2 separate regions of the Homo sapiens genome follow, and region 2 is linked to region 1. A link is a contact called in ENCODE Hi-C or POLR2A ChIA-PET data. All regions are on one chromosome and are shown on one strand. The core of a region is the stretch at or near the end of the contact, and the rest is flanking DNA. Distances in the headings are between cores, read along the strand shown.

The links. A loop is a pair of places that touch in the nucleus more often than their neighbours do. ChIA-PET counts read pairs that join two places held with the same protein, here RNA polymerase II (POLR2A). Pooled maps may share reads with other maps.
Region 2: a pooled map shows a loop between it and region 1 (11-fold over the local background). The contact joins the enhancer-like site here to the promoter of TBC1D22B in region 1. A Hi-C loop is called at or near these places in 11 of 50 pooled maps. POLR2A ChIA-PET finds 5 or more read pairs at or near these places in 2 of 52 experiments (CD8-positive, alpha-beta T cell and MCF 10A).

Annotation. Positions count from the first base shown.
Region 1 is chr6:37,255,886-37,260,346 of GRCh38, reverse strand. It overlaps TBC1D22B (TBC1 domain family member 22B), which reads right to left and starts at 2,575. Exons shown (of 13, transcript NM_017772.4): 1 at 2,374-2,575. The coding sequence starts at 2,429. TMEM217B (transmembrane protein 217B) reads left to right here and starts at 2,203. Exons shown (of 2, transcript NM_001395378.1): 1 at 2,203-2,779. TMEM217 (transmembrane protein 217) reads left to right here and starts at 2,203. Exons shown (of 3, transcript NM_001286401.2): 1 at 2,203-2,779. RefSeq lists enhancers at 1,573-2,208, 2,295-2,354, 2,455-2,514 and a silencer at 2,615-2,744.
Region 2 is chr6:37,100,193-37,104,653 of GRCh38, reverse strand. No RefSeq gene overlaps it. Among named protein-coding and RNA genes, the nearest start is that of PIM1, 68 kb to the left of the region's middle. RefSeq lists enhancers at 1,284-1,333, 1,580-2,187, 2,188-2,795 and silencers at 1,772-1,951, 1,962-2,101. Within about 2 kb of position 2,058, at least 38 of the 41 ENCODE cell types and tissues checked have a DNase peak (open chromatin) inside an H3K27ac peak, as active enhancers do; they include CD8-positive, alpha-beta T cell, where a contact is called at or near this core.

The sequences.
Region 1 (4,461 bases), core at 1,326-3,825:
TTATTTTTCACCTTTCAATTTGCAAAGAAGAGTAAACTAGTTTCATTTCCAAGTTTGCATGCATCCAGTAGAGTCATTTGTGTCATTTCCCCACCCAGGAGAAAGTTTTTCTTCTCTAAGACCGAAAGAGTACAGATGCAAAAGTTCTATTCTTGAGAAAATGCCCTAACATTTTCTTTAAACCAAAGTACCTTTCTATCTAAAAGAACCTTAGTTTTCTCCTATGACCAGAGGCTTGTGGGCTTCACTGCTAAAAGCACACAGCTGAACAGTATTTCTCTTTACCAAGTAAGGTACTAAAAACTATTATGAATTGTGACAATATTTGAATACCTTAAACAACGAAGACAATGAGCTGGGGTAAGGATCTGAGTAACATTATTTTAAATGTTTACTTGCTGTAATAATGACAGCAATGTTAATAACTACTGTTTTTTTGAGCAACTATAATGTGCTAAATAAACACTGTCCTAGGCTCTTTACAAATAGGGTATTTCACTTAGTCCCCACAGTAACTCTGAGGAAAGTATTTTTATTTCTCATTTCATAGGTAAGGAAATTGAGGCCTAGAAAGATTATTTGTCTTGGTCACACACACAACAGAGCCCAAATAGTAACCCAAGTCTTTCTGAACTCGAAAGTTCTCTATTTCTCTATATTCTTCAAAATGAAAAAGGAATCCAGAAACTTGAAGAAACTGAAAAGACTTCTCTTCCTATCTCAGAAAAGTAGTGCTTTAAAAAAGTTGACTGTTCTTATAGCCAAATACAGGAAATATAGGAAAAAAAGATTGTTAATAGCAACCAGCAGTCAGAAGGCACAGAAGCCCATGCCACGTCCCACATCTCTTACACTGCTTCCTGATACAACAGTCTTCCTATTGATTATGATTATAATCTTAGGATGTCAAAATTTAATGATCTCACTACGGAAAACCCCAGAGAATAGCAGTTAGCACAACTAGAGAGCTCACTAGACCAGGAAGGAAAAGGAATCAGTTGGCAGGAAGTGTGCTTACCTAAAAACACAGAACATCTTTAACAGTAATATTAACACTGTTGAGTCCACAGCACTTTAATCTGAAGTTATCTTTGCATTCCTTTCTATTACTTTAATAAGTATTACTAAAAGCTGATTTCCACCCTATTCTCCATATGTCTACTAGAATCCTTAATAAAATAAGACTCTTGGTGGGGCATGGTGGCTAACGCCTGTAATCCCAACACTTTGGGAGGCCAAGGCAAGAGGATCACTTGAGGCCAGGAGTCAGAGACCAGCCCTGGCAACACAGTCAGACCTTGTCTCTATTTCATTTAAAAAAAAAAAAAAAATTAAGGCTCTTACCTAGCCACTACTGACCCTCATCTCTCTCTCGCTTAAAAAAAAAAAGTCACGAGTTCAAAAGATTATCCCAGAAGGAAAAAACCTGAATCCATTAGAAAAGGTAGCACAGGGGACACAACCAAACATGAATTTCATCACCAAGTAGACTGTAGCTGGCAGAAATCTTAAATTTACGACTGAAATACACACTCTTCCTTATACTTCTCAGGACTTTGCCCAAAATAAACTGAAACAGTAAACCAACAGTAGATTGATGGATGGATAATTTGCCAAAAGTCTCAACATACACCGAAAAGAGGGTGGGGGTAGTCTTAGGGGGTCTGCTCTCCAGTTAAACAACTGAAGAATGAACGAATTTAGTGCATTTGCACAAGAAGTGCATTACAATGCAGGGGAGGAAGAAGTCACTTGGGGTTGGACAAATCCTTAGAAAATGCCAAAGGAATAACCCTGATTCTGTGGTCGTCTTGTAATAATTCCTAGTGGGAAAGGGCCAACTCAAGATAAAGTAAGGTCAGGGTTGAGAATCGTCCTCACTTTTCCTGCCTAACCCTCTCGGCAGGCGGCCCCAAACTCCCACCGGAATCCTTCGGGTAAGTGCCGACCTCAGGGATCAAGGGAAGGGGCCATCCTCGAGCGACCAACCACCTGTGCGTGGTGGAGACCCCTGAGAGGGAGTCCTAATTAGAGTGGGAAGCAGCTCTGGGGAGGAACTTCCGAGACCAGGGCCGACACTGACTATTCACCCAACTCCACTCCCCTTTACGCCCAATCTTCGGCCACCTTCCCGCTGAGGTCACCCCTCCTGAAACCTCCGCCCCCAGACCCCGGTCTACACCCACATCCAGCCGTCCCCAAAGCTCGCTGTTCGCTTCGCTGCCTGACAGCTGCCCTGCCGCCACCAGGCAGTCCCAGCTTCCCCAAACCAGTCTTCTGGCCTCTGTGGCGCCCCAGGCCCGCGGGATTCAGGGATTAGGATCTGGAAGGGTTTGGTCCAATCCCCTATCCCTCTCAGCGTCCTGGGCTCACCTCCCCGGCAGCTTAGCGCTCCTCTTCCAAAACTGCTTGCTGTTCTCAGCGGCCATTGCTCTGGCCGGGGGAAGTCCTTGTAGGCGGGCCAAGGGTTTGCCCGGCGAGATGCCCCCAGACCCCGCAATCTGAGGGCCAACCCAGGCCGCTTCCCCGCCGCCGGTCACCCGCTCCCAGCTCCTGGGGACGCCATCTTGGATGTGGGCACCCCTCCACCCAGCACCGCTGCCATTGGTGAGCTGCGCAAGCCGTGGACGGGCCGACCAATTGGGAGCCGGAATCCTGCAGGCCGCTGAAGCCGACCGGTAACGTCAGGGGCTGGGCACACAGGTGGACGGGGAAGGCGGAGCTTGGACGAGCCGAGAGGCGGGGCTCAAAGTTCCTACCCGCGAGAGGGAAGAAGCAGGTAAGGTAAGGGACCTATGGGAAGGAAGAGGGGATTATCTTCTTCGTGAGGAATGAAGTTCCTTAGTCTAATATTTCTTGGCAAGAGAGAACATACTATGTATTTATATATAGGAATCTTTCACCTAAAAGTAAGGGCCCATGTGTTGGTTGTGGCCCATTTTTAACATCTCTCAATTCAATGACACTCTGGTTATTACCCTCCTTTCCTCATTCCGTTTACATGTCCATTCGTTTTTCTGAAGGAAGGTCAGCAGGGACCCGATAGCCCGGGATTGCTAACTGTTCAACACGTGAGCAACGGTTCATCAGAGTCTCCCTCTCCCTCTGTTTATTGAAAACGATTGAAGGACTTGTGCTGTGGGTTAAAAATTCAAATGATCTAATCCCTATGTCAATCCATAACTCTCACTTTCTGACTATGCTAACAGTGTATATAGGAAATGGTTTATGATAGCTGTCCAACTCAGATTACCAAATACCATTTCTTTGAAGGACACAGTATTGCTCCATCGTGTGAATCACAAAGTTAAGGATGTATCTCCTCCCGGCCCCACCAACATCCTTAATTTCCCTTGTTAATCTATTATAAATCTTGCACCCTTGAATTTATTTTCAATCTAATTTTCCCAGACAATGAGATTTAGTATTAGCATTTTGAATCCTTTGAATGTCTTGTCAGCGTTTTTTGCTGGTTTTGAGTTTCTGTGGTTGTATTCCGTGGTGATTTGGGGAAAGAGGGAAGGCGGGCACCAGTCCAGAGTGGTTTTTGTCCCTTCGAAGGACTGTTGAGGTGGGCTGCGTGTCCCCCACCCCCACCCCCACCCTCCATTTACAGCTACCACATGTACTTCCACATATTGGAGAATACTTAAAGACCTGACCCCTGGCCCCAGCCAAAGAAGGACCTTCTTTTATATGTCCTCCAACGACGGTTTCTTCATTACTCCCATTTTCAAGCTTCTTTTGTCCCCTAATTTAAGAATTATAGGATTGGATGACAAGGGCTATTTTTACTTCCTCTGAGTCTTTCATGCTATAAAAGCATCTTATCTTCTTTATGGGCATTTAACCCAGAGAAAAAAAGCCCCTCTATTCTTTTAATTATTTTACTTGCCTTTCTCTGGCGCTTCTTTTTCTTAGGATGCAGTGACCAGCACTGCACACTAAGCCCAAAGAGGGATGTACTGAGGCTTTGTTAAGGCTGATGTTTTGTCTTTATTCTGGACAGCCAGACCTTTTGCTGGCTGTTTGGACTTTAGAAGAGTTGATGTCTTGAAAGAGTAATCTAAAACAACTTCTAGATTCCTTACCTTGGTGGCAACCAGCAGTTCAGAGTTCATTGTCTTAAAGGTATCCTCTGAATTGTCTTTCCCTATGTGAGCTGCCATACACTCATCCATGTGACAAGATACCTGCCACTTTCCAGCTTATGCACATGGCTTTAGAGATGTTCCAGAAGCTGCTCCCTATTGATTTGACATTTTACTATGTGGAAAGCAAAGTATGATTTGTGTATCTAGACATATCTCAAAATACTCCTTTTTCTTAATCTTCTATGAAATGTTAAATGACACTGATTCCCAGGGGGTGTAGTTAACAGTGCTCAACCCAGAAAAGCCCTGTTATTTCTACAGTTTGTTTTCTATATCAGTTTCCCCTCCAAGATTTTTTAAAAATTCA
Region 2 (4,461 bases), core at 809-3,308, 160 kb after region 1:
TGGCCCTATTTGAGGAACGAAGAGAGCGTCAGGCTCTTGCTTCCCCTCTCTCATTTCTGGAATAGATCAGATTCCACAGATTTGTTTTGCTTTTTGTTTTGTACTGCATTTTTTTCCAATCCTGGAAAGAAAGCCGAGGGAGGTTGGGTGCGGTGGCTCATGCCTGGCAGCCCAGCACTTTGGGAGGCTGAGGTGGGCGGATCACTTGAGGTCAGGAGTTTGAGACCAGCCTGGCCAACATGGTAAAACACCGCCTCTACTAAAAATACAACAATTAGCTGGGCGTGGTGGCAGGCGCCTATAATCCCAGCTACTTGGGAGGCTGAGGCAGGAGAATTGCTTGAACCCGGGAGGCAGAGGTTGCACGGAGCCGAGATTGCGCCACATAGTGAAACCCTATCTCAGCTAAAAATACAAAAAATTAGCCGGGTGTGGTGGCGGACACCTGTAATCCCAGCTACTCAGGAGGCTGAGGCACAAGGATTGCTTGAACTTGAGAGGCAGAGGTTGCAGTGAGCTGAGATCATGCCACTGCATGCCAGCCTGGCCGACAGAGCGAGACTCTGTCTCAAAAAACAAAACAAAACAAAACAAAAAAGGAAAGATATTTTCTCCATTTTTTCCGGAGAGGAATCGAGGCTCAGAGTAGTTAGTTAATATACCCCAAGTCACACAGCTAGACAGAGCCAGGATTTGATCCTAGGTTTGACTAACTCCAGACCCTCCACTTGAATTATTCTACTTCCCTGATGCTAAAGTTGGCAGAGAGAGGAAGAAACTCCCTTCCTGCTGAGGTTCCTGACAAACAGTAGGGGCAGGTGAGGGTAGCAAGTAACCCTGAGATCTGCTGGTTAGGGACGCCTGGCACAAAAGGATCTTAAGATGCCTCTGATTCTGCAATTCTATCTCTTTAAGACCCAGAGTTCCCATGCCAAGCCTGCTCTGTGATCCTCAGAGATTTCAGGGGTGGGGAAACTGGATTGAATGCGCTGACATACAAGCAAAAAAAGACCTCAGCATTTTTGCCTCGCCTCGGTGGCTCCGGCCTTTTTTTATTTTTTTTCCCTCTCTCATTTATTTATTACTATGCTATTCCCTGGCCCTGCTGCTGTGTCAATACTGATAAAAGCAAATCACCCCACAAACAGGTGCAGCTGGGAGCTGCCCCTTGGACAGCTGCCAGGGAAATGTGATCGCTCAGCTGGGGTGACCTGCCCCGGCCCAACCCCCTCTCAGGTTCCAGCCCAGGGCATGTGTCCTTGGGCAGTTAATGTTGGTCCACATGTCACAGCCCTGGTATCCCAGTTGGCATCATGGACTTGTGCTGGTGTGTGTGGTTTGGGTGGGGTGGGTATATGCAGGAGAGAAGGGAGGCTCCCAGGAATTTATTTTCTCTTTCGGTTTCTTCCAACAAATTCAGAAAATACAATGTCACCAAGTCCCCCTGCAAGAATTTGAAAATATTTCCTAAGAATATCACTGCCTTATTTGCCTAGGTAAGAAATATTTTTTCCCATTCCCAAATTCACACACACATGCAGTGTAATGATCCAAAAGAAATTTTCTGAGTATCTCCTAGGGCTTAGCTGTGAGTTCACCTAAATAAACATTTTGTGAGCCAACCCTGCTATCCAGAATGCATTTTGATGCTACCAAGCCATGTGACTTTGACTCTGGCTTGGAAAGATTTTATTTCATTTCCCCTCCCCCATTTCAGTGTTTTGTCCCCAAGCATCATTTCCCCACTTCCCTAGGGCACCAGCCTTTCCGGAAATGCCCTAGCTCTGCGTGCAGCCTCCGCCTCCCGGTGTGGAGAAGGCGGTGACAGCGCCGCGCCGGAGCCGCAAGGCGGGCCTGGGCGGAGGGCGAGGGGCCGGGGCGGCCGGGCCAGGCTGCCCGCCTGCCGCAGAGCAGCGCGCAGCTCGGGGAGGGAGGAGGTTGCCATGCAAATGACGCGGCGTCCTGCGGGCCCCCCTTACCCGGGGGCCCTCTGGTTGCCAAAACAGAGCATTCCCCAGAACAGTCGCCTGGAAACGAGCGCTGTCATAGCAGCCTTGAGCTCAGTAGCAGCGAGCCAGCTGTGCTGCCACGAGGAGCTGGGTCAGGATGTTCAGACCTCCTCAGCACCCCCTCCCCACCCAGTCTCCACCTCGGGGAAGGGAGTGGTGGCTTGGGCCACCGTGGAGGGGAGGGAGGGCACTAATTGGATTGGAACACTCCTGAAACACATCAGCTGCTCCTCCCTGGGGGAGGGGGAGGAGGAAAGCTGCAGACTGTCTTTGTGATCGGCTCAGCCTCTCCCTCCCAGCAGCCTCGCCCTGACCTGGTCCTCACTGGCCTCTGCCCACCTATCGCTGTCCTGGGGCACAATGGCAAGATCTTTGTAAAATGGAGGAGGCAGACACCGGATCAGATAATCACCAAAATGAAATTCAGCCTTGATATGAAGGGTACCGTGGTGATGCTACCGGGATCTGACCTGGTTTGGAAGGGTTAGGGAAGAATGCAGGTTTGCCACAGCTCCCACGTACTCTAACTACTTCATCCCTTAACAGCCCCCCGTCTTTCCAGCACCTTTTCTCATCAGCTCAGCTATGCCAACCTGGTCTTCCTTAAACCTTGGGAGCATTTGCTTTTTCCTATTTCATTTGGCACCCAGAGAGCTGCTCATCATTTAAGCGTGTGTGTGCTCACCAATTAAACTACAATATAAACTTTAAGAGGCAGGACCCATGTTATCATTGTCATGGCCCACCTTGACCATGAAGAACGAGACAGGCCAGGCGCAGTGGCTCACGCCTGTAATCCCAGCACTTTGGGAGGCCGAGGCGGGCGGATCACGAGGTCAGGAGATGGAGACCATCTTGGCTAACACGGTGAAACCCCGTCTCTATTAAAAATACCAAAAAATTAGCTGAGCATAGTGGCGGGCGCCTGTAGTCCCAGTTACTCAGGAGGCTGAGGCAGGAGAATGGTGTGAACCCGGGAGGCAGAGCTTGCAGTGAGCCGAGATCGCGCCACTGCACTCCAGCCTGGGCGACAGAGTGAGACACCATATCAAAAAGAAAAAAAAAAAAAAAGAACAAGACAGAGTTTTACAGACCTGCTTGAATTTAGGTGCCAGTGATCTTTGTCAACATAGTCATCACCCTGGGAGGCCTCTGGCGTTGCCTTTGCAACAACTGTTTTAGATTGGCCTTCAGAGACTAGTAAAACCTCTCCTGGGACTAGGGAGGGGAGGAGATTCAGTGACAGCCTGAGTGACAGTAAGCAAACAGGTGGGCTACAGAGAAAGTGGACGACTACTCAGGACACATCGAGCGTTTCATGTGGTCCGGAGGCTGTACGCCAGAGCTTACAGGTGTGACTTAAGCATGTATGTGCAAGGGAGTCCCCTTCCTTCAAATTCCTAAAGGGCCTTGGGAGTCTTATGTACCCAAACAGCAAGTCTTCATTCAACCTTGCTTGGTAAGGCAGCATGTAAATGTGCAATCTCTCTCTCCTCCCTCTTCCTTTCCTTTCTAGTGTATTGAGTTCTGCTGTCTGCCAGGCACTGAGCTAGGCACTGGAGGTTCAGAGAATGATTAAATTAGTATTCTGTATTTATGAGAAAAAAAAATCCTAAACCATATGTAGGGGGCGTTTGCCTTGCCTACAGTCACCAGCATTTTTTGATCAACTTTCCTATTTTGGGTTTTTCCCACATCATAAATCCCACTTCCCCAAAGTAAAGGCCAGAAACTGACCTTCCCAGATGTCCTTGCAACTAACATGTAAGCAGGTGACCTAAGTTCCACCGATCAGATGCACCCACATTAGATTTTTTTTTCATTTTCTTTTTCTTTTTTTTTTTTTGAGATGGAGTCTCGCTGTGTCGCCCAGGCTGGAGTGCAGTGGCTCGATCTCGGCTCACTGCAGCCTCCGCCTCTGGGGTTCAATCAATTCTCCTGCCTCAATCTCCGGAGTAGCTGGGACTACAGGCACGTGCTGCCACACCCGGCTAATTTTTGTATTTTTAGTAAAGACGGGGTTTCCCCATGTTGGCCAGGATGGTCTTGATCTCCTGACCTCGTGATCCCCCGCCTCAGCCTCCCAAAGTGCTGGGATTACAGGAGTGAGCCACTGCGCCCAGTCTTTTTTTTTTTGAGATGGAGTCTTGCTCTGTCGCCCAGGCTAGAATGCAATGGCATAATCTCGGCTCACTGCAACCTCCACCTCCTAGGTTCAAGCAAGTCTCCTGCCTCAGCCTCTCAAGTAGCTGGGATGATAGTTGTGCACCATTACGCCTAGCTAATTTTTGTATTTTCAGTAGAGACAGAGTTTTACCATGTTGACCAGGCTGGTCTCGAACTCCTGACCTCAGGTGATCTGCCCACCTCAGCCTCCCAGAGTGCTGGAATTACAGGCTTGAGCCACCACACCTGGCCTGTTTTTCCTTTTTTAGACAAGGTCTTGCGTGAA